2 separate regions of the Homo sapiens genome follow, and region 2 is linked to region 1. A link is an interaction called in ENCODE POLR2A ChIA-PET data of the cell type or tissue named here. Cell type or tissue: B cell. All regions are shown on one strand. Links, peaks and the distances in the headings refer to the core of each region. The heading gives the core; the rest is flanking DNA. Region 1 overlaps MICAL3 (microtubule associated monooxygenase, calponin and LIM domain containing 3). Region 2 overlaps MICAL3 (microtubule associated monooxygenase, calponin and LIM domain containing 3).

Evidence for each region. ChIA-PET counts read pairs that join two places held together with the same protein. Peaks named below come from ENCODE experiments on the same cell type or tissue, not always from the same donor. Only the 100,000 strongest peaks of a DNase experiment are listed, where the experiment ranks them.
Region 2: POLR2A ChIA-PET joins it to region 1 with 10 read pairs; 4 of 35 experiments call an interaction of 5 or more read pairs at or near these places.

The regions. Positions count from the first base shown.
Region 1 is chr22:18,005,397-18,017,778 of GRCh38, forward strand. All of the region lies in intron 1 of MICAL3 (microtubule associated monooxygenase, calponin and LIM domain containing 3), which reads right to left. Among named protein-coding and RNA genes, the nearest start is that of MICAL3, 13 kb to the right of the region's middle. In B cell, for the core only: no CTCF peak of the experiment used is centred there; DNase peaks (open chromatin) are centred at 5,213 and 5,695; H3K4me3 peaks cover 484 bases; H3K27ac peaks cover 1,406 bases.
Region 2 is chr22:17,936,351-17,948,732 of GRCh38, forward strand. The region is part of intron 1 of MICAL3 (microtubule associated monooxygenase, calponin and LIM domain containing 3); the gene reads right to left. Among named protein-coding and RNA genes, the nearest start is that of MIR648, 38 kb to the right of the region's middle. RefSeq lists an enhancer at 5,409-6,184. In B cell, for the core only: no CTCF peak of the experiment used is centred there; no DNase peak of the experiment used is centred there; H3K27ac peaks cover 1,943 bases.

The sequences.
Region 1 (12,382 bases), core at 3,994-6,493:
GTAACTGAGCCTGGCTTTCCACACTGCATTCTTTCCATTGCAATTCCTGCCCCCTGCGTGAACACAACCTTTTTACATGTAACAACCAGAGAAGGAGGAAACAAATACAAAATAGCAAAACCTAAGCCACAGGGTTTAGGGAGTGTGGTACAAGGAGTGCTTACAGGGGGCCAGAAAACAAGTCAAAGAAGACTTCTATGAAGGGTGAGATCACTGTGGACTTCTTTATACTGGTTTGTTGTTTATATTCTGCCCATGAGAGTGTGTCTTGGACACATCTGGCAGATTCAATAGCAAAAGGCCACAAAACTGCCCCGTACCGCTGGAGTGCTGGTGGCTAGAATTAGCCCCATGTCAATGAAGAAGGGACTTCTGTGTGCAATGCTGCTGCCGACCAGTTTGGGAAAGTTCTCAACTGGCTGTTTAGCAAACTATCCTGCTCCACCGGCAGTTTTAACACTCCCCTGCAAATACAGGCTGGGCTCATTATTTCTTCTTTTTCAACTGTTGACATCCTCACAGGGTTGGAGAGCCTAGCAAAATTGTGTGGGAGCAGCAAACTTTTAATATTGATTAAGCAGCCTGAACAAGGTGATTGTGAGGCCAATACTTCTGAGTTGTTCTTTGCCAGGTCCAGCCATAGTCAATCAAGTTAATTCTCACTCCCATAGCTCTCTCTTTTCTCATCCCCAGAGAGCTCTAAAATGTCTCTGCTTATCTGAGTGCTTTCTTTATGCATTCAAACATTTATTGGGCACCCACTACAAGCAAAGAACTGGCAGCTTGTGTGGGGTTATCCTGATGGATCCGCACATGAAGTGTGTACTTAGTGCATGGGGTGATTAAATATCAGACCCCCTTCCGTAAGGAAGGAATCTGCCTGAGAACCTCAGAGAGTGCAAGTGGATCCCATCTACGGCGAAATGTAGGTGCTCACGTTGGGAAGTCTGCCCCCCTAGTAGGAGAAGGAGCACTAGGTTGAGAAATGGCCCTGGGTTGGGGAGATGGGCAGTGTCCTGCGGAGGTGGAGAGTGCCCAGAAATAACTGGACACTTAGTAAACAATAGGGAGAATCATCTAATTCAATCCGCAATGGAGCCGGTAGAAGATTTGTGGAATATGCTATCTTATTTTCAATTTAAAAAATATTTTCTGGGCTGGTGACGGTGGCTCATGCCTCTAATCTCAGCAGTTTGGGAGGTCGAGAAGGGCAGATCACCTGAGGTCAGGAGTTTGAGACCAGCCTGACCAACATGGAGAAACCCCGTCTCTACTAAAAATACAAAATTAGCCAGGCGTGGTGGTGTATGCCTATAATCCCAGCTACTGGGGAGGCTGAGGCAGGAGAATCGCTTGAACCTGGGAGGTGGAGGTTGTGATGAGCCGTGATTGTGCCATTGCACTCCAGCGTGGGCAACAAGAGCGAAACTCTGTCACACACACACACACAAAAAAATTCTGATTTCTTTTTTTGTTTTGAGACGGAGTCCCTCTCAGCCACCCGGACTGGAGTGCAGTGGTGCAATCTCTGCTCACAGCAACCATCATCTTCTGGGTTCAAGCGATTCTCTCGTCTCAGCCAACTGAGTAGCTGAGATTACAGGCACCCGCCATCATGCCCGGCTAATTTTTGTATTTTAGTAAAGACAGGGTTTCACCATGTTGGCCAGGCTGGTCTTGAACTCCTGACCTCAGGTGAACTGCCCTCCTCAGCCTCCCAAAGTGCTAGGATTACAGGCGTGAGCCACCGCGCCCGGCCAATTTTCTGATTTCAAAAGTAATACATGTTCATTGTAAAAGAATTTTTTAAATAAAGTACAAAAAATAAAAATACCCATTACGTTCACCAGCATATCATTGTTACCATTTTGATGTATGTGTTTTCTTGTATTTTTCTGTGTACATGTGTCATATATCTTCTTTTTCTGTATTATCTTTTTAACAAAATTTGATCAAACTGCTTTGCAATCTACTTTTCTACTTAATAGGCTAGGAATTTTCCTATGCTATTCTACATTACTTAAAACATGATGGTTTTTTTTTTCTTTTTTAGAGTCAGGGTCTTGTTCTATTTTCCAGGCTGGAGTGCAGTGGCACAGTCATAGTTCACTGCAGCCTTGCACTCCTGGGCTCAAGTGATCCTCCCACATCAGCCTCCCAAAGTGCTAGGATTCCAGGCCTGAGCCACTATGCTCAGTTTTGTTTTTGTTTTTGACTTAAACCAGTTTTGATCAGCTATCTACCACTGGCTAGCAAAGTAAAAAATGCATGATGGGGCCGGGTGCTGTGGCTCACGCCTGTAATCCCAGCACTTTGGGAGGCCGAGGCGGGTGGATCATGAGGTCAGGTGATCGGGACCATCCTGGCTAACAAAAAATTAGCCGGGCATGGTGGCGGGTGCCTGTAGTCACAGCTACTCGGGAGGCTGAGGCAGGAGAATGGCGTGAACCCGGGGGGTGGAGCTTGCAGTGAGCCGAGATCGCACCACTGCACTCCAGCCTGGACGACAGAGCGAGACTCCATCTCAAAAAAAAAAAAAAAAAAAAAAAAAAATGCATGATGGGCTGGGTACGGTGGTTCCCGCCTGTAATCTCAGCACTTCGGGAGGCTGAAGCAGGTGGATCACTTGAGGTCAGGAGTTCGAGACCAGCCTGGCCAACATGGTGAAATACTAAAATACTAAAAATACAAAATTAGCCTGGCATGGTGGCAGCCTGCCTGTGATCCCAGCTACTCAGGAGGCTGAGGCAGGAGAATCGCTTGAACCCAGGAGGTGGAGATTGCAGTAGCAGAGATCGTGCCATTGCACTCCAGCCTGGGTAAAAAGAGCGAAACTCCACCTCAGAAAAAAAAAGCATGGTGCAATAGGAGCTCAGTCCATCCCTTCCAAGCATTCCAAATAGCACACCCGTGACTGCCACCAGTTCAGTTTATCATGAACCCCAAGGGCATTCAGCTTTAAGCAATCTCCAGGGAAATCCCAAGCCATGTGTAGTCTAATGGCCCCCAGGATGCCTGGACTGGCTCAAAAGCCCATCCCATCCTATCCATTGGATGAGAGAGTCAAGAAGGAAGAACAGAGTGGTTTAGAACAAATTGATTCCTGGGCTGCATTCATAGTCCTGTGGACCTACTGAAGACATGAAAGGCTCCATGTTCTTGCCCCTCTTCTACACGAAGGGACTGGTTTGGAACCAACTTAATCTTCTGTAGAAAAGCTAAGAAGATCCATGGATTGGGATGTCTTAGAGCTCGAAGACATCATTCTAGGTTCTGGGGTTTATTTCTAGGCTAATATCTCATAGTGAGGTTTAAGAAAATTACATATCTTTTACTTTTTAACTAATTCCAGACTGATTTGCATGTTTTCACCCTGCCAGGAAGAAGGAAATTAAGATTGGGTGTGGTGGCTCCACCCGTAGTCCCGGCACTTTGGGAGGCCAAGGTGGGAGGATCACTTGAGCTGAGGAGTTTGAGGCTGAGCACCACTACACTCCAGCCTGGGCGACACAGCGAGAGGCTGTCTCTTCAAAAAAGGGAAATTAAAACGCAACTTGACAAAGTTGCAAATCTACTTCTGCATTAGTTTCTCACAATATAATGGTTCAAAATTGGGTGATTTTTCCCCTAACTGATTGGCATGTGTATGTTCAGCAGTAGCCAGAAATTCTATGCAGTGGAAACAGACAAAACCAAGATGGGACTATGCAGAAGAAATCTCTAGTTACCAAGGCACTGCAAAATAAAGTCTACAATTGCACATCACAATCATCACCAAAACAGAGATTTCTAGAGTCCTTCTGTAACTCGCAGAAGACTCCTTCCCTAAGCCAATTTGGCCTGGATTCTTGAAAGTCTCTGGGAAACACGGCAAATTTTATAAACAGGGTTTTTCTGGACTTATATTCTCATATTCACTACATCTAAGAAAAATTTATAAAATATATATTATATATAAAGATATATTAAAATACACACACACACACATTCTGTAGGACTTGATTCTTTGAACACAGACCTTAGAGCTCTGTGCTCTGCACTAGACAGGAGTAAATGCTATACCTCTGCAGAACTAAAACAAGTAAACTTGCCCTTGTCATTGGTTCCTTTTGCAGTGAGGAGGGGAAGTCTTTCTAGTCCTACCTTCCTCCACTGCTCAGACATGTTGCTATTAAAGATAAAAGCAGTAGGCTAGGCATAGTGGCTCACGCCTGTAATCCCAGAATTTTGGGAGGCCGAGGCAGGAGGATCAGCTAAAGCCAGGAGTTTCAGACCAGCCTGGGCAACAAAGCAAGAGCCTGTTTCTATAAAAAACACAAAACTTAGCTGGGCCTGGTGGTGCATGCCTGTAGTCCCAGATACTCAGGAGGCTGAGGCAGGAGGATTGCCTGAGCCCAGGAGGTGGAGGCTGCTGCGAGCTATGATGAGGCCAACTGCACTCTTGTCTGGGTAACAGAGTGGGACCCTGTCTTTAAAAAAACTAATAATAAAAAAAAAAAACACTGGCTTCAAAATTACATGTGGTCAAATTCAGCCCAATTGGGTTCTATCTGAATATGACTTATTTTACACAGCTCTGTTTTCAACTGTGAAACAGAAAATGACAGAGGGAAAGGACTGAGGGAAGGGAAGGGAGGGGAGGGAGGGAAGCAGGGAGAAAGCATATGATACTTCCCATTTAGGAAGTGGAATAGCGGTAGAAGAGGCCCTGATAAAGCCTCAGAATGGAACTAATGAACTTGAAACCGCCAGCATGCACATCGGCATTTTCAGATTTCAGAGAAGATGCACCTGAGGGGAGGAGCCTCTTGTAGGGAAGGGAAAGATGTCAAGCCTTCCTTTGTCCTGTGCACAGGACAGACTCCAAATCCTTCTCTTCGCTCCCATTTGAGATCATGTGAACTTCTGTTTGATTTAAGCATCTGAGTCTTTTTCTTTCATTCATCCCTTGGTGTCTGTGATGGGCAAGGCACTTGTCTGGTTGCTGAGAGCTGTGCAGAGGACAATTAGACATGGTGTCTGACCTTAAGGAGCTAACAATAGTGCAGGGAAAGTGAGACTTGGATAGAGAGAGTCTTTGTCAGGTGGAAAGTGCTGTCTCAGACTGAGAAGCCTTCCATCTAAGAGAGCAGGGAACGTTCTATAGAGGAGGGGGTATTTGAGAGGTCCCTCAAAAGAATGGTAGGATTTCATGGGGAGATGAAAAAGGTATTCTAAGAAGTGAGCTTCCCCTTTTCTTTTCTTAGCTCCCACTGGCAGAAAAGGAGCAGAGTTCCTTCCACCTTGAGCCAGAGATTTTCAGGCAAAGCACCTCACTGCCGGGAGGTGGAGACCTGGAGGGTTAGAAAGAAGGAGAATTGAGAAGGATAAATACTAACATGTTCATAGCCAGGTGAATAGAGGGATGGGTGGGGAGTTGGGTGTTTCAAAATTATATTCATTTTGCTTATTTGTACTTTTTCATTTGGGAAGAGAATGGGGTATGCCTTTCCCCATACTTTTGTAATGGGGAAAAAATAAACACAATTGTAAAATAGCAGCCCTTCCCTGGCAACAAAAAGAAAAAACAAACAGGAAGAAAAGAAAAGCGATTGAGAAGAACCTGCATATCTCTTTGAGACTGAATGTCTCCTCTGTGCTCTGGCAGCCTCAGCGATCACAGGCCTGCAGTGCTGCTTTTGGCCCTGCTTGGAAACCCCCATGTGAGCACCAGCAATTGCAGCTCGGCCTCCAGGGACTGTATCACACCACAATCATTGATTTTCATAATCAATGCCATCATTGACAAGTAGGCAGAGAGATAAATGCTCTAAAATCATCTAGGCCCCTTGGGCCAGATGTTCCCAGCCTTATCAAGAAGAGAAGCTGGCTGGGCGCAGTGGCTCATGCCTGTAATCCCAGCACTTTGGGAGGCCTAGGAAGGCGGATCACCTGAGGTCGGAGTTCGAGACCAGCCTGATCAACGTGGTGAAACCCCATCTCTACTAAAAAATACAAAACTAGCCAGGCATGGTGGCACACGCCTGTAATCCCAGCTACTCGGGAGGCTGAGGCAGGAGAATGGCTTGAACCTCCCAGGAGGCGGAGGTTGCGGTGAGCCGAGATCACTTGCAGTGAGCCGAGATCACGCCATTGCACTCCAGCCTGGGCAACAAGAGTGAGACTCCGTCTAAAAATATATATATAAATAAAGGCCAGGCGCGGTGGCTCACACCTGTAATCCCAGCACTTTGGGAGGCCAAGGCAGGCAGATCACGAGGTCAGGAGATCGAGACCATCCTGGCTAACACGGTAAAAATATTACTATATTATAGTAAATATACTAATTAAATATACAAAAAAAAAATTAGCTGGGTGTGGTGGTGGGTGCCTCTAGTCCCAGCTACTTGGGAGGCTGAGGCAGGAGAATGGCGTGAACCTGGGAGGTGGAGCTTGCAGTGAGCCGAGATCGCACCACTGCACTCCAGCCTGGGCGACGGAGCGAGACTCTGTCTCAAAAAATAATAATAATAATAAAATAAATAAATAATAAAAAATTTTTTAAAAAAGAACTTAGAGCAGGGTCTGGTGGCTCACACCTGTAATCCTAGCACTTTGAAAGGCCAAGGTGGGCAGATCACCTGAGGTCAGGAGTTCAAGACCAGCCTGGGCAACAGGGTGAAACCCCGTCTCTACTAAAAATAGAAAAATTAGCCAGGTATGGTGGCGGGAGCCTATAATCCCAGCTTCTCAGGAGGCTGAGGCAGAAGAATCACTTGAACTTGGGAGACGAAGTTTGCAGTGAGCAGAGATTGTGCCACTGCACTCAATCCTGGGCGACAAAGCAAGGCTCTGACTCAAAAAAAATTAATAAATAAGAAGAGAAGTTACTTTTTGTTTCCTGAAAAGCTTCACTTCCTGACAATGAAGGCCCTGAGGAGCGAGTGGACAGCTGGCAGCTGGCAGTCATCAGTGGGGAAAGGCAGAGGTACCACTGTTGACTCTACTGGGCCTCAGGCCTCGGCCCTCATGGGGAGGGACCCTCTTTCAAACTTTTGGAGGGGTAAGGGAGGGCCAGACAGTGCTGAGACCAAGGCGATAGTGGTGGGCGGGGGGCCTGAAGTTCCATCATCTAATTGGGCTTCTTCACGGGTGCATTGCCCATAAGTGCCATATTGATTCCCTCAGCTCCCAGGGCTGCCAGATAGGGCCGGGGCGGCCAGAGCCTCCCAGCCAGTCTCCTCCTGCAGGAGCACCTTGTCAGTTTACCTCAGATATTTGCTGCTCAAATACCATCTTCTGTGTGTATCACAACATGACACGCCTACGAAGAATGCTGAGCTAGGATTTCTAGATGTACTGTTACATGGTGATTTACTGGTCTGGAATTGCTGCCTTGCAGGAGGTCAGGTGAAAACACTACCAGCAAAACCAAGCATTTATGGAGCCACTCCCTTGTACCAGGTCCTGGGCTGGGATGTCTGACTGCATCAGCTCCACGGTGGTAACTGTGGCTTTAGCCTGCCCAGCATTCAGACCCCCTTGCTTGGTAACAGTGCCTACATCTTAGCTTCTATTGTGGAAACTACCTTTCCCCCACTGCATGCAGGTCTGGTGGGCATGGGGATGGAGGCACCTTGCTCTCCATCCATGAGGAAGGCAGCACATGGTCCAGCCTCATCTAGTCTGACCTCTCTTCCTGGAAGTTGAGTGTCAAGCAGGGAGCCGCAGAACTGAAAACAACCGGAGCTGCTTCATGCAGTCAAGAATCCCCTGAAGAAAGAAGGCAGTTACCTCCCTATTCTTGAGATCTCTTCAGCTGGCCTGGCTCTCATCCTTTCCAAGACCTGGCTGTTTGCTTTGCATTCAGTTATATGAGCTAATTCATATCCTTCTAATAAATGTCTTCCATCCTTCTCCAAAGTTAGCCCTAGAGCATATTGCTGTTGTTTACAATCAGAAAGCCCTAGAGGTGTACTCTCTAATTCTCTTAATAACCTCATTTTTCTGTCATTACTCCTGTTTTAGTACAGGTAGCTGAGCTTCAGAGAAGTTAAAAGATGTGCCCAAGGTGGCACAGCTAATGAGTGTCACAGTCAGAATCTGAACCCAAGTCTGTCTGATGTGGGGTCATGACAAGAGCATGGGTTTTCTTGGGAGAGAAAAATGACTTCAAATCCCCACTTCCCACATAAAAATGCACAATGGGTGTAGCAATGCCGAAGCCACAGAGCTGTTGAGGGTGGATGGAGGTGACGCATAGGAAAGCACATGGCCTAGGGTATGTGCTTAGTAAACAGAAATGCCTGTCCCTAAGAATGAAAATTATTTTATCTGCATAGTAAATTAAAGCAATTGGCACTTTTAGTCCAAAGATTACTGCTTCTGAGTTGATCCAAATACAATCTCTCTATCTCCCTCCCCCTCTATTTTTTTAAAAAGAGAAACAAGGTCTTGCTATGTTGCCCAGGCTGGCATGCAGTGGTACAATAACAGCTCACTGTACCCTTGAACTCCTGGGCTCAAGCAATCTTCTCACCTCAGCCTCCCCAGTAGCTGGAACTATAGGTGTGTGCCACCACACCTAATTTTTAAAGTTTTTGTAGAAACGGGGTCTTACCATGTTGCCCAGGCTGGTATCAAACTCCTGGCCTCAAGGAGTCCACCCACCTCAGCCTCCCAAAGTTCTGGGATTATAGTCATGAGCCATCATGCCCGACCTCTCTCTCTCCCTCTCTTAGACACACACACACACACACACACACACATTTCTTGGTTTCCTGTCTGTGGAAGTCCTACCAGAAAATTCAGATGCCCTTAGGAAAAAGAGCACAGGGTGCGCATAATACAATCGAATTCTCCCATCCAACATGCCTTGGGAGAAGGAATAGAGTAAGAATTTTCATTCCTGTGAAGGATGATGAAAATGAGGCACTAAGACACTAAATATTTATCTCGAGGTTATGTAGCAAACCAAAGGTTCAGGAGAACCCAGGAACTGTATATTAGGCCATTCGATCTGAAAATACCAGAGCCTGGAAGGAAGAGAACAGCTTTTCCAAGTTGTTGGATTTGTTCCTTCTCTTACCTTCTTCCCCTTCCCTGTTTCCCACTTCAAAAGAAAAAGCTCCATCACTTAAACATCTACATTAGGCACATTTCTAAAAAAGCTTCCCCAGAGCTCTGTTCATTACATACCCTTCTTTCCCCTAGGAGTTGTGACCTACTTAAAATATTCTTACAATTCTCTTAATGGGGGAAAAAGTCCCCAAAGATATGTTCCCTATGCTGGAAAAATTAAAGTCCTAAAAATAAGCAGTTAAAGAGAAAGTGTTAGGCCAGGTGCAGTGGCTCATGCCTGTAATCCCAGCAATTTGGGAGGCTGAGGCAGGTGGAGCACGAGGTCAGGAGATCGAGACCATCCTAGCTAACACGGTGAAACCCCATCTCTACTAAAAATACAAAAAATTAGCCAGGCGTGGTGGCGGGTGCCTGTAGCCCCAGCTACTCGGGAGGCTGAGGCAGGAGAATGGCATGAACCCAGAAGCTTGCAGTGAGCCGACATTGCGCTACTGCACTCCAGCCTGGGCGACAGAGTGAGACTCCATCTCAAAAAAAAAAAAGAGAAAGTGTTGCTTGTACTAAGATTTCTGATGCTTTTTCAGAGATAAATTCAAGTTTTCCCAGGCCTGTGATTGTGAAAAGTACAACTAAAAGATGGCCTTGGCATTTATTCAGCAGTCAGTAGATATTCACAAACTACCTGCCGTAAGCAAGGACTTCACCAAAGTTAAATGACAGCAAGAGGAAAGAAAACCCACACAGCTTGGATTTATTCAACATAATTGTGACTCTTGGGATTCTTCTGGTTTCTGGGGCTAATAAAAAACATTCTACTTTGTAATATATCATAATTTCTGAGATTTCTCTTTTCTTCTACATTCATTTCTTCCAATCTCGAAGGTTTTATTTGAGGGTGCTTTGTTATTGAAAAGGCAGTATAATAACAGCAAGAGAATTTTACAAATTTAAGATTTAAGACTCATCTTTTTTTTTTTTTTTTTTTTGAGATGGAGTCTCACTCTGGAGTGCAGTGGTGTGATCTTGGCTCACTGCAACCTCTGCCTTGTGGGTTCAAGTGATTCTCCTGCCTCTGCCTCCCAAGTAGCTGGGATTACAGGTGACTGCCAGCACACTCGGCTAATTTTTGTATTTTTAGTAGAGACGGGGTTTCACCATGCTAGCCAGCTGATCTCGAACTCCTGACCTCAGGTGATCTGCCTGTCATGGCCTCCGACCACGCGCGACCCTAAGACTCATCTCTAATCCATCACTTCAGCACAGCTATGGCACAGGCACACAGATTATTACAGTTATGAACATGATGTGCTTGCTATGTTCTATTCGCTATTGTTCCTTTTATCAAAAGTATTTTCCATGTTTCTTTCTACATGCCTCTTGATTTAGGCTTTGGTTGTGAATGCAAGATATTCCATTGTATAATGTACCAACAAAATTTTAAACTGTCCCTATAATATTAGACATTTCAGTGATTTCTACTTATTTCTATTATAACCAACACAACAGAGGGTATTTTTTATGCATCTGAAATTTAAAAAACCTTTGTTAACTAACTTTATTGGGATAAATTCCTGGGTCTGGTAATTATATGGCTTTTCCTATATAGTGGTAGTAATTTTATGGCTTTTCCCATATATTATCATGTTGCATTCCCCACAAATGTTATCAATTTATAATGCAACCCACAATAAATATGGAATTTTACTGTAACCTCAATAGCATTATGTTGCGGTTTTGAAAAATTATTAACCATTAGCAAGAAGCATAACAGTATAATGGTGTTGTAATTTGCACTTTTGATTGCTATCAACAGTGAACACATATCAATGTTTTGTTCATTGCATTGCCTCATGTAGATGAATTTCTTTTTATGAACTGTGAATTTATCCCTGGAGAGTTGTTTTTTGTCCTCCAGTCAGGTTTATTCAGGTATAATTCACATATCAAAAAGTTATTCTTTTTCGTGTGCAGTTCTATGACTTTTAACAACTATAGACAGGTCACTGAATGGTTCTATGATCCTGAAAAGTCTCCCTCTGTGCCTTTGTAGTCACATTCTCCCTCCAAACAGCCCTTGGCAATCACTCTTCTATTTTCTTTCCCTGTAGTTTCAACTTTTCCAGAGTGTTATATAATTGGAATCATATAGTAGACAGTTATGCACAGAATTGTAATGTTTTAAAACTCTTTAAAATGTTTCTAGGCCGGGTGCGGTGGCTCACGCCTGTAATCCCAGCACTTTGAGAGGCCGAGGCAGGCGGATCACGAGGTCAGGAGATCAAGACCATCCTGGCTAACACAGTGAAACCCCGTCTCTACTAAAAATACAAAAACTTAGCCGGGGGTGGTGGTGGGCGCCTGTAGACCCAGCTACTCGGGAGGCTGAGGCAGGAGAATGGCGTGAACCCGGGAGGCGGAGCTCGCAGTGAACCAAGATTGCTTCACTGCACTCCGGCCTGGGTGACAGAGCCAGACTCTGTCTCAAAAAAAAAAAAAAGTTTCTTTTCTTTCTGCAGTATTCAAAATGCTTTATTAAAGGTTTGGTTCAACATCAAAAGAGCAGTATGTAGTGGGGGGAACAGAAATTGTAACTAATTTACCACTAACTTTCTTGCACCACCACACTCAGGAAAAAAGCCGTATAGAACCTGGCCTTCCAAAGGCCCAAGTCAGTCCTTGAGTCTCTGCCTCTCCCTTGTCCACAATCCCATGCCCATTCTCCTTTTTTGAAATGAATTATTGGTTTAACAGAGGTTAACTTTTTTTTTTTTTTTGAGACGGAGTCTCGCTCTTCTTGCCTAGGCTGGCGTGCAATGGCGCAATCTCGGCTCACTGCAACCTCTACTTCCCAGGTTCAAGTGATTCTCCTGCCTCAGCCTCCTGAGTAGCTGGGATTACAGGTGCCTGATACCATGCCTGGCTAATTTTTTTTATTTTTTTAGTGGAGATGCGGTTTCACAATGTTGGCCAGGCTGGTCTTGAACTCATGACCTTGTGATCCACCCACCTCCGCCTCCCAAAGTGCTGGGATTACAGGCATGAGCCACCGTGCCTGGCCTAACAGAGGTTAACTTTTAATTTGTAATATATAATGCAAATATTTCCCCCACTCTGTTCCTTTTTCATTTGATAGAATTTTTTTTTCTTGAGACAGAGTGTCACTCTGTCACCTGGGCTGGAGTACAGTGGTGTGATCTCAGCTCACTGCAACCTCTGCCTCCCGGGTTCAAGTGATTCTCCTGCCTCTGCCTCCCGAGTAGCTGGGATTACAGGTACCCGCCACCACACCCGGCTAATTTTTTTTTTTTTTTTGAGATGGAGT
Region 2 (12,382 bases), core at 3,249-5,748, 70 kb before region 1:
CACTCATAGGTGGGAACTGAACAATGAGACCACTTGGACACAGGGCGGGGAACACCACACACCAGGGCCTGTCGTGGGGTAGGGGACTAGGGGAGGGATAGCATTAGGAGAAACACCTAATGTAAATGATGAGTTGATGGGTGCAGCAAACCAACATGGCACGTGTATACCTACGTATCAAACCTGCATGTTGTGCACATGTACCCTAGAACTTAAAGTATAATTAAAAAAAAAAAAAAGAAACTTTCTGAGATAACAGAAAGAGTTTATATCTTGATTATGGAGATTATGTGAATATATATTCATCTGTCAATGCCCACCTAAAGGCTTAAAAATATCTGTGGATTATTTTGCATGAAAATTATACCTCAATTAAAAAATTCTCTAGAATTGAAAGTCATTATTGTAAAAAGAAATTACCATTAAACCAATAAATTAACAAAAACAAACAAACAAAAAATAGTAGGAGAGGCCCTAAGTCAGAGAAGCTTTTCTGAGTAACTTAAAGCAGAGGTGTGCAGGACAAGAGGGAACAGCACGTGCTTGGTCTTGACTCCTTTGGTAGGTCTCCTCTCTGATGCCACCTTCCTCTGCAAGAGCACAGTGATGACTACGCACGTGTCCCCAACCCCACTACGTATGTAGGTAGCACTTCATGCTTCTCCAAGTACTTCCATGCAGATTATCCCACTTACAACTCGTAGTTCCATGAGTCTGGAAGGCTGATGCTGATGTCTCTTCTTGACAGATACAGAAACAGAAGTCAAGAGAGATGAAATAACATCCTGAGTCGCACAGCAAGCTACCAATGGCACTTGCTTAAATGGTAAATTACCTGCTTTATCTCTTTTGGCTTCTTTCCATCATTACTACTTTTAAGTATGCCAAAGAAATACTCCCTAACTGTTCTACCACAGGTCCTTCTGAGGACCCATCAATTCTCCAAGGATGTTATTTTAAATTGGACAAGGCCAAAGTCTAGCTTTCCCCCCGATCTACTTCAGTCCCATACTTATTTAACAAAAAAGATGGGCCGGGCGTGGTGGCTCACACCTGTAATCCCGGCACTTTGGGAGGCCAAGGTGGGCAGATCACCTGAGGTCAGGAGTTCAAGACCAGCCTGACCAACATGGAGAAACGCCGTCTCTACTAAAAATACAAAATTAGCCAGGCGTGGTGGCGCATCCCCGTAATCCTAGCTACTCAGGAGGCTGAGGCAGACGAATCGCTGGAACCCAGGAGGCAGAGGTTGCGGTGAGCCAAGATCACGCCATTGTACTCCAGCCTGGGAAAGAAGAGTGAAACTCCGTCTCAAAATAATAATTAACAATAATAAAAAAGATGGATTGCTATCAAAAACAGATTGCTAACTTCACCATACCTCAAACTAACCTCTATCATGACACCTGGAAAGTTTAATTATTCTCTCATAACCAGTTTACGTGATTGTCTCCCCAGATTCATGAGTTCCTGGGAGTGAGGACCATGTCTCATCTTTTCAGCATTAAAGCAGTCAAGATATGAATGAAGCCAACAAATTACTTGCAAGAGTGCACATATTCTCTTCACCTTCTGGCAAACAGTTATATTTCAAGGTCAGATGTCAAGCTCAGTACAAGACTTTACAAACATCCCTTTCTTGCAAGGAGGAGGCATGAGAGGTCTGTCGGCCGTGTCTTGCTGATTATAGTATCTATCTTTATTTATTAAATTTTTTTAAAGTGTCAAGCATGGTACTGGGCACTTCACAGAAATATTTTCACTTCATCTTCACAACAATCCAGTAAGAACTCATGATTCTCACTGCACAGATGAGAAAACTCAGGATAACAGGGTAATTAAGTTGGCCAGCTAATAAGCAGAGGATGACAACATTCAAACTCAAGAGCGCCTCACTTTAAAGCCGTAATTATTCCACTTCCCCACAAAGAACTCACAGGTGTCAAGAATGAAATACAAACTAATACCTCCATAGGGGGACCAGAGCAACCAACCGGGAGGGAAGTAGGTTTGAATTCAGATCACTCAATAGCTGGACATACGGCCAAGCTCAGCAGGGTTCAGCCATGAACACAGCTCCACAGGTAATACAGATTTGGTAGGGGTGGGCTGCCTTTTCCCTACGCTGCTGTGTTACCAATGCTCCTCCTTACGAACGGAGGAGGCTGTATTAGGCCGCTGGGATTCTGTGCATTCCTGAGCTTAAACTTGGCAGACCACTGTGCTGCACTTTGATACCAAGCACAATTCTGGACAACAGATTTGGGTGTTGAAATGAATGAGGAGTGCCTTGGTCTAAGCTGATGCTTTGATACCCAGAGTCTTAAAGGACTAAACGGAAGCGTGGCAGAGGGTGAGGCCACTGCTCACTTGTGAAAGTCAGCCCACCCTCCTCCACACCAGTGCTCCTGGCTCAAGCTGACATCTCAAGGTCATTCAGCACGTGCAGCAAAAACCATCTGGGTAACACGTGGTGAAGGTGAAGCACACATCTACACAGGCATTACAGCTCATGATCTGCGTGAGTCTCAGGCTCTTGCTCCCACCCCTGGCTACCATGTACAGTATACAAACTCCCAGTAAAGGGGTGTTGTGGTTGGAATGTTTGTTCCTTTTGAAATTCATGTAGAAATTTCATCTCCAATGTGGCAGTATGGAGAGGTGGAGCCTTCAGGAAGTCATTGGGATTAATGACTAATCCATTCATGGATTAATGAGTTAGTGGATTAATGGGTTATCATGGGAGTGGGACTGGTGTCTTCAGAAGAGGAGAAAGTGACTTAAGTTGGCACATTCAGCTCCCTTGCCATGTGATCAGCCCTGCACGGCCTGCAGAGTCCCCACCAGCAAAAAGGCCCTCCCCTGACACCGCCCCTCAACCTTGGACTTCCCAGCCTCCATAACTGTTAAGAACAAATTTCACTTCTTTATAAATCACTCAGTTTCAGGCATTCTGTTACAAGCAACAGAAAACAGACCAAGACAAAGTGGGTCAGGGAACAGGGCCTGAGATTCAGCCGGCACCCAACTCAGCAAGTCACACACCAGCTGAGGACCAGTGCCACAAAGAAGAAGGGCTGCACCTCCTGCCCTCTCACAAAGGTGCTGCAGGGGCAAGTAGCAGCCACGTATCCCTGCCATCCCCCTAGGAGGCCAAACTCCAGAGGCAGGGCGGGAAGCCTGGGAGACTGGGCTGAATTCTGGATAGTGAATTTGGCCACATGAAGGGCTCTGACTCAACCCTCTATACCTTATGAAGAACAGACCTGCCTCTCTCTGCAATTCTGTTAAGATGGCATCAATGATTTCCAAAGGAGCTAGACAAACACTTTTTTCCACATGTAGAAATGAAAAGCCCTCCCTAGCTGGAGAGTGACTGGGAAACCAGGCTCCTATCTTCCTATCTTTACATTAAATTAGAGCAACTGCCCTCCTCTACAGCAAATAGTCTCAGTCACTTCTGCCTACCTAACGCCAAAAAGAGCTACTCTACGCAAGACACCATGGAAACTTGGATAACCAATTTAAAAGACATCGGGACCAGCAACACTACTGCACACTAATGACCTGAGCCCTTTTCCGCAGGCACAGAAGTATGTACATACTGTATTTACTGAAGATACTAATAATCCCCTAGAGTCAAAGCACCACAGCCGGCAGTCCTGTACCACTCCTAGGCCAGCCAGAACATGCCTTCAGATCACCAGAGAAGGCCCCTGGACTTCATCCCTCTGAAGTTAAGGACAAAAGCTGAGGCAAGGAAATGCCACCATCTGATTATTTTCAATGTATCAATCAATTGTCATTTTACTATCTGCCCTTTCAGGGCCAGTTGGATACAACTTCCAAAATAAGACTTCTTATGGTGAAAAGTATTTGTGAGTCAGCCTATAAAGAGAACTGATCCTGCCAGGTGCGGTGGCATGCACCTGTAGCCCCAGCTACTCAGGGGGCTGAGGTGGGAGGATTGCTTGAGCCCAGGGGATCAATGCTGCAGTGAGCTATGATCGCACCATTGCACTCCAGCCTGGGTGACATAGTGTGACTCTGTCTGAAGAAGGAAGGAAGGAGGAGGAGGAAGAAGGAAAAAGAAGGAATAAGAAAACTGATTCTGATGAAGGCTGTTAAACCCATACATCACAACTTTATCAAACCAAACCCAAAGATGAAAGGGAACAGTGAAGGACTAGTTCCATGAAATAGTCTAGTGGCAGAATACAGGGAAGAATATGACAACTTTGACAGTAAAAGAATAAAAAATAAGCTCATTACAAGGAAAGAGGCAAAGGTAGGGTAAATCCAAGAATATATCATAAAAACAAAAGCAATGGCAGCCAGAGAGAGGATCAGAAAGGGAAACCAGGCAGAAGAGGCAGTCAAAATCAGGCAGAGAATACTCAAGCAGTTAAAGAACCTTTTCCAGATCTGTGGACTAATTTCTCAAAGGAAAGGCTATAAGCCCTACCTCACAGGACAGGCCAGCATCAAATAGCTCAAGAGGTATTTAATCAGGGTAGGATGATTTACACAAAACAAGCCAAATGCCATGTAAACTCCTGTGATATCAGAGCCCTGGGTAGAATTATAAGCCCATCCACTCCTCCCCAACCTACCCACTAAAGAAAGCACCAGACACCCAGTTATGCCTAGGCCACGGGATGAACCCACTAAAGAAAGCATGAGATGCTCAGTTATGCCTAGGCCACGGGATGAATGGGCCAAGCAGAGTACTGCTTCCACTCCGTCTCAAACACAGCAGGTGCTTCATCCACACCAGCTGGACCCCACCGTTCACCTGCTCTCTTCGTCTCATAACAAGTCTTCACTCAGAACTGCTCCACATCATTTTTCTCAGCCTGCATTTGCCCTAAGAGACTCAAAAGACCCCTGCCCAAAGAGATTCCATCATTAGAGAAGTGAACTATGTCAACACCGGCACCGATGTCAGCCAAGTTGAAAACTAGTCATTATGGGGTGGAGATGATGGCTGTCAATCAGTGGATAATGATGATGGCAGGTGTGATCTTGAGCACATCCCCATTCTCAGCTTCTCTGGAAGAAAAGTGTCTGGGGCTTGGAGAGAGGCCAATGGATTATGAGGACTTGCAGGAGACCCTGCCACTGGGTTCTTCCCAGGAGACAAGGGGTCCCCTGCAAAGACGGAAGTCAAAAGACGGAAAGTAGAAACAGGTTGAGCTTCAAATGCTACACCAGAGCAACAGCTGTCATTGTTCATAAAATTCAGGCAGTTCTCAATTTGAGAAGTAACTGCCACATGCTTTCCATATGCCACTCTTGGGATACAGGAACTGAGAAGCGAAGAAGAAAAATGTATTTTTACTATACTGTGAGGTTAGCTGTTTGGTTGACCTTCACAGGGTATACATAAAGCTCATTAGAATCACTGACGAACTTTAAAACTACACCAATGTTCAGGCCCCATCCAGACCCATCCAATCAGAATCTGTGATGGCCTGGGGCAGGCGTGGTCAATCGCTCCCTCCCACCCCCATTCTAAAGTGCCTCCAGGGCCCAGGAGGGGGAAAGCAGAAGGAAGGCCTGGGGCTGCAGCACAGGCAGCGGAACAGGCAGAGGTTCACCCACCTTCAAGCGGGCCTTCTCCCTTACCTGCACGTCAACCACCTGTGTGGCAAATTCCTCCGACCCCTAGCCTTAAGACAACAACAAGGAGAGGCGCCCAGCCACAGCACTCAAGGAAACGACTTGCCTAATCTCGGAGCGTGTCTGTTTTGTTCAGGAAAATGTGAACCAGCTGTAACATTCTGTCTCTCCAGAGGTGCAGCCACACCGCAACATGGCTAAAGATAGCCCGGTGATTGTATGCTTGCAGGGAGGCACAGAATTAAGCACAGCCAAGTGGGCGAAGGCAGTCCATGCACCAAGTGACCGTGGCTGTCCAGCCAGCTGTAGAGTTTCCTCTCACCCAACAAATCAAAGCCCAGGGTGCTCCAGAAGGTAAATGGAGCCCAGCCCCACCAAGAACAGCTCTGTGGGTTGGGAGGGAGGCTTATCCAGTCCTCTGCCTGGTACCACCTCCTGTCAGACATGCCTCACCTCCTCCACTTAGCGGAGTGGTGTGGCTTTAACAGCCAAGCTTTCTAGAAACAGCTGTGAAGGTCTGTGCAGATCCATGGGCATGAAGTGGCAATGATCATATGTAAAATCTAAGGAGAGTGGCTTTCAGACGCTCAGAGACCTCACCGAGTCTGAAGACAGTCGCCAGCAGATCCCTGATGAAAAGGGAGCTTCCTGTAGGGGACTGCTGTAGGGCCACTGCGGAAGCCCTCTGAGGGAGCCTGGCCTCACACTAGGCTTCCAGAGTGTCTGAACAGCTATAGATGACAAGCACCTAGAGATGCCCGTGACGCTGCTGGGCAGCACCAGGTGAGCCAGGCCCGCAGTTCAACCAGGGCAGTCCCAGAGGGCTCCAGCTTGATGGGTGCTGCCCTAAGAGACTTGGGCCAGGCCTGCTCTGCCGAATTCCCAGCTGCACGACCGTCCTCTCTACAGCACAGCAGACCCAGCAAGGTCCAAGGTGAAAGCAGATCTCATTGAGTAGCTTCTGCCCTCAGGCCCTTCAGAACACAGGCGATGCTGAACTCACACAACACAGCCACTGCTACAGAACTACAGTTCACCTCTATGATGGACACATGCTGACAGCAGGAAGAATTCCCAAGCTCTGCAAAGGAACCGAGTGACATTCTTCTGATTATTTTTTATTTCCCTGAAATCAACTCCTCTTCCTACTCTTTCTTGGGCCAGAAGAAATTTCTTTGAAATTGTATCTATCCTTCTTTTTTTTCTTTAAAATGGAGTCTCGCTCTGTCACCCGGGCTTGAGTGCAATGGCGCGATTTCAGCTCACTGCAACCTCTGCCTCCAGGGTTCAAGCAATTCTCCTGACTCCGCCTCCCGAGTAGCTGGGATTACAGGCAACTGCCATCATGCCTGCCTAATTTGTTATATTTTTAGTAGAGACGGGGTTTCACCATGTTGGCCAGGCTGGCCTCGAACTCCTGACCTCAGGTGATCCACCCACCTCAGCCTCCCAAAGTGCTGGGATTACAGGCATGAGCCACCGCACCCTGAGCTGCATCTATCCTTCTCTTAACAGAGAAGATTAAAGCAGACAGGCAAAATATCTCCAGTGAAAAAAGTATTGTTGCTCTCGTGAAAAACAAAGGCTTTTTCCTGATGTGAGAAGCCCTCCTTACTCAAGGTGCCCAAGGCTGCGCTTTATGAATAGATCAGGCGATGTGCAGCCATGGCTCTGCTCCCACCTTTCCCATCTTGTTTGATAGCGTAAACTGGAGGAAACAAAAGAGCAATAATAGCTTTGCTGTCTGCTGTTTTGGGACCTGTCCCATAGAGAAAACAATCAGTTTGAGCTTTATGCCATGACATCATCAGCCACCAATCAGCACAGAGAAGGTGGAGCAGGTTTTGTCTGTGAAACCAACCACTGCAATTGTTAAATTGGAAAAGGCAGTGCAGGTGAGAGATGGAGTTTTTCTTTTACCTTTTTCTACATCAAACTATAGAAGAGAGTGAGAAGCAGAGGACAAAAACCTTTCTATGGAAAAAAACAGGCACCCCAGGGATGCACCTGCACTCCTGCCCCTCTCCACCTCCCACCCCTGCCAACACTGACAGTGGAAGCCTCTGTCCCATCTGCCCAGTGCTCCCCGCCAAGGACAGAGTCAGGGCCTTAGGAAAGCTGTTTTTGGTACCTGAGTGCATGTGTGTGTGTGTTTTCAAACAGGGTTCCACTCCAGTGGAGAGAGAGAAAAAGACTTTGGTTGACATGGACATCAGTTAAAACCTCTATCCAGAAACTAACTAACCAGTGTTTACTTGTGCGTCATAGCTAGAGGTTCTCGGGACTTCATTATTTTCAGCCACTTTCCTCCCAGAAAACACTGGCCATCTCATGAATGAAGCTGTTTAGCCAAGGTTAGAATATGCAAGGAGAGAGGGGGTGGCAGTAGGAGAGGGCGCAGGGTTCCAGGAGAGCAGGGGGTGAAGGAGAATGCTCACAGAGCAAATATTGTTTACAACTGCAGAGCCAAGCTAATGTGATCTCCCGCCTGTTCAAGCATATTATTACATTAAGTCCCGAACAATGAAGTCGGAGGCAGGGAGAGCAGAGCCGACCCAGCCTCCGCTTTGCTAATGGCACAAGGGCAACATTCCATGCAAAGTTTCGGTGTGCAGGCCTCCTGAGAACCCAGCAGTGCCAGGCAGCAGTGAGCACACGCACCCACTGACGATAGGACTGTGGGGACAGGCAGGTGTCAAGAGAAGGGCACTACACCCTTTCACGTGCCGCTCCAGGGGAAAGCAGGTGGGAGAAACCGCATTTTTAACTGAAAATAGGGTACAACTGGACATGTTAAGAGAAGCACAGGCTGCTGGGTCCTCCAACAGCTATCTGAGGGTGGAGCAGGCCACGGCAGCAGATGGGAGAAGAGGCTGAGGCGGAGCAGGGTTCTCCCCACAGTTCCTGGGGACCGCTGTACTATTCACTTCCAGGAACATCACTGCACACCTCTGAGATCATCAAACTTACTAGAAATAATAAATATACTATCAAATGCCACTAAATATGAAGTTCGCACTCAGGCACTGGGGGACCTTTTTTTTTTTTTTTTTCAACAGTATGACCAGGTGTAAAATTAAGATCAAGCCAATAAATATAGGGTCTAATACCTCAGGCTGGACTCAGTCTATACCTATTAGGGCTGAGTGCTGTCAACTCCAACTCTCCCTGACCCCCAGGAAAAAAGCCTCAAGTCCTCTCTCACACACCATTTCAGCCTTTACCTTTCTCCATAAGGAAGCCCCCAATCCCCATATTTCTTTCCCCATTTCAGCCTAGCCGGTGGTGGTGTAAAACGACTGCCAGCCGAGGGCCTGCGTCTCCTTCACCCTCGTCCACTAATGCACATGAAAATCTAAATTAATAGGGCACCTTGGGCGCTGGCCCAGAGAGAAAGCAGGGTCCTTGGCCAGCTCCCTGCACACGCGCTGCCAACATCCGCTGTGGGCTCTGAGCACCCCTGCACAGGCCCTGTGGGAGTAGGAGAGGCACCTCAAAGAAAAACAACCCGAAACAAAGGCACCAGCCAGGAAGACCTTCACCCATTCACATTCCCGGGTGTCCCCAAGTAAAACAGCAGGATTCACATGAGGACCTGGGTTCTTCTCCCTGAGATGTGGAGAGCAAGGGGTAACACGCGCCCTACTGCCCAGGGAGGGGAGGGGCTCAGTAAAGGCAGCGGGCCCCTCTCCACACAGCCCCCATACGCCCCAATTCCACCAGGCACCTCCCTCCCCCACCCAGAATGCCTTCCAGTCTAGCCTCCCACATCAAAGACTACAGCCAAAGCTTCTCTTCTGCCCAGAGAGCAGAGAAAGAAGGGATGAGGGAGAGAAGAGGCTGTATTTAGCAGGAAGACTGAGACAAAAGGGATGAGGTGGGTCACACAGGCCAAGCCCCACAGGAGCATGTTCACTCGGTGGCGGAAGGGCCATAGAAACTGAAGGGCCCAGCTGCTCTCTCAGCTTACAGGGAGGGGCAGACACAGGCCCAGAGGGATCCGAAAGCAATCACCTTATCAAGTTATTCAAAATCCAGATTGAAAGTCAGGACCGGAAATCCTCGCTAGTAACAACAGGGTATTAAGTGGAGGAGAGTGTGGCAAGCAGGTACAGATGACAAAGCAGGCAGCATCTCAAGTCCTTGGCTGGGTATTCCTGGGAGTCCCCTGTGGCTGTCTCAGGGAACAGAGACAGGATGCTCTTGACAGTTTTAACCGGAGCAGCTCTACCTGACCAGGAGGCCAGAGAAGACTGCACTTTCCCTGGCTTCGGGGGTGGGCAGGCACCCCTACTTCCGAAAAGAACAAAAAGAGAACAAAAGCTGCCTCATACCTTGTGGACCATATCAGAGCAGCCAGCACAGCTTGCATTCTCACACTCTGCCTGCAACCAGGACACCGCCTGTGTGAAACAACGACCCACATGTGTATTCACTGCACACACACGGCCCCGGAGAGTTCTTTCATTTAGTGTAGGGAACTAACTTATAAATGGGACACATCTTTGTATGTGCAAAAGATCCCTCAGGCGAGCCTCTGTGAGAACACCCACCTGCAGCCCCGGAATGTCTCAGCACATGCGACACTGAGTCATCTTAGCGCCACACACATGCAGACAGAGGCACTGCACACACATGTGGACACATCCCCAAAGTACCAGGGGACACAAATCCAAAACCACCAGGTGATTGGGGAAAGTTCCTCTTATGTGGAAGATAGAGGAAAAGCCAATGGCTAATGTGATGTTTAAGTGAGGGCTGATCTATTTTCCCCTTCTCTGCTCCAAAGCCATTCTACTCCAAGTGTGCACATCACAGGAGGACCTGAGGGAGTGGTGGGCAAGTTCCTACAAGCTGCCTATTTTTAACCTCTGGTCTTTCCTGCCCTCTTCCCTGGGGAACACCCCTCCCTCTGCTCTCCAGCAAAGGGCCCAGCTGAACCACATGATACCCCTTCCAAGCCGGAAGATGGGTGGGGAGGGCCCTGCTATCGCCTCTCCATACTTCAGATTTCAAAGAGTATGGACTGAGGAATTTGGACAAAAAGTGGGAGGGAAGAAATTGTTTAAATCACAAAGAAAGGAGGAGTGAGACTTCAGAAGAGAAACGCAGCACATCAAATATCTGCTGTCCATCTAAGATCAGAGCCGGGCTGCAAGGCCACATGGCTGGATTGGCCCCCTCTCCCCACTTCGTTCTCCCAGGCCAGCCTACAGCCGCTGCACGCGTTCATCTTGCAGCCTGGGCCCTGCCAGCAAGACTGTGCCCGCCAAGACAGCCTCTACACACCCAGAGGACAGTGGGCCCCCCAGCATGGCCAAACTGCCAATGAGACAATGTTTTCCCTTCATGAAGAGGTAACTGGGACAAGGAAATCCCTTAAGGAAAGAGGAAAAGACCTCGGTGTCTGCCTTGCTCCAAACTCCAATTTGCAGTCCAGCTTTCTCTCACCTTCACCGTGTTCTGTGCGCACCACTGAGATAGAATTACCAACATGAACTGAACAGTGAATTCTGCTCATTCTGGTTTTGCATCAACCTATCATTGTAAAATCAAAGTATGAAAGAAAAGATGCCTCAATCCCCTCAAGATCAAATTTTTATCTTATTTTTATTTGCTCTGTTGTCCAGGCTGGAGTGCAGTGGTGCCATCATAGCTCACTGTTAACCTCCAACTTCTGAGCTCAAGTGATCCTCCCACGTCAGCCTCCCGAGTAGCTGGGACCACAGGCGATGGTGTGCACCACCACACCCGGCTGATATTTTCTTAAATTTTTTGTAGAGATGGCATCTTGCTATGTCACCCAGGTGAAACTTCCTGGGCTCAAGTGATTCTCCCACTTCAGCCTCCCAATGTGCTGGGATTAAAGGTAATGAGCTACTGTATCTGGCCTAACTTAACAATGCTCATCTTCAAACCGCTTCAAATACAGTTATGAATTCATCCACACATACCGTGTCTCCTACCAGACAGACATTATGTGTTTAATAGCAAAAGTTTAAAAAAAAAAAACCCACAAAACTGCCAGTACAGATCCAGGATACCAACTCTAAGGTACTGGGTTCTCAAGCCTCTGCTCCTGTAAAGCAAGGCACGAGAGCTTGAAAGCTCCAGAGCTGATCTACCAGATGCCTGTGTCATCCACCTCCCTCCCATCCCTGCCACTGGAAAAGAAATCACACTGCAGTCTGGCAAGTCCCCACTCCCACTGCCTGCCCTGCTCCGGCGTGGCCTTACTCCCTCCACAGCAATCTGCAAGTGCCCCCGCAGGAGGATGCGCAAGAGCTGGGGAGGATGTTTCCACAGTGCCGCCACAATCTTGCTGGCTCTCCAGCTGGAATCCCAAGAGCTCCCAGAACGGTCACTTTGGTGGACTCCACCTCTTGGTAGCTTGTTTTGTGCAGCATGGATACCGGGGGGCCATGATGGTGTCCCGAGGCGGGGTGTGCCAAGGTGGCAGTGCTCTCCCTGCCCAGCTCCTGCTCCTCCCCTCCCCAGTCCTCACATACCAGCTGCAGAGCATTTGACACCAGGCATCCACAAGACACAGACCCTGCTCCTCAGAATCTTGGGCTCATCGTGGAAATCAAGGAACAATACAGGGGAAGACAGAATATGAGTCTCAGAAAGTTGTCTATTTTGTCCCTTTTAAAAACAAGATTTCTCATACCTGCAGTCCTAGTACTTTGGGAGGCTGAGGCTGGTGGATCTCAGAGCCCAGGAGTTCCAGATACCAGCCTGGGCAACATGGTGAGTGAGA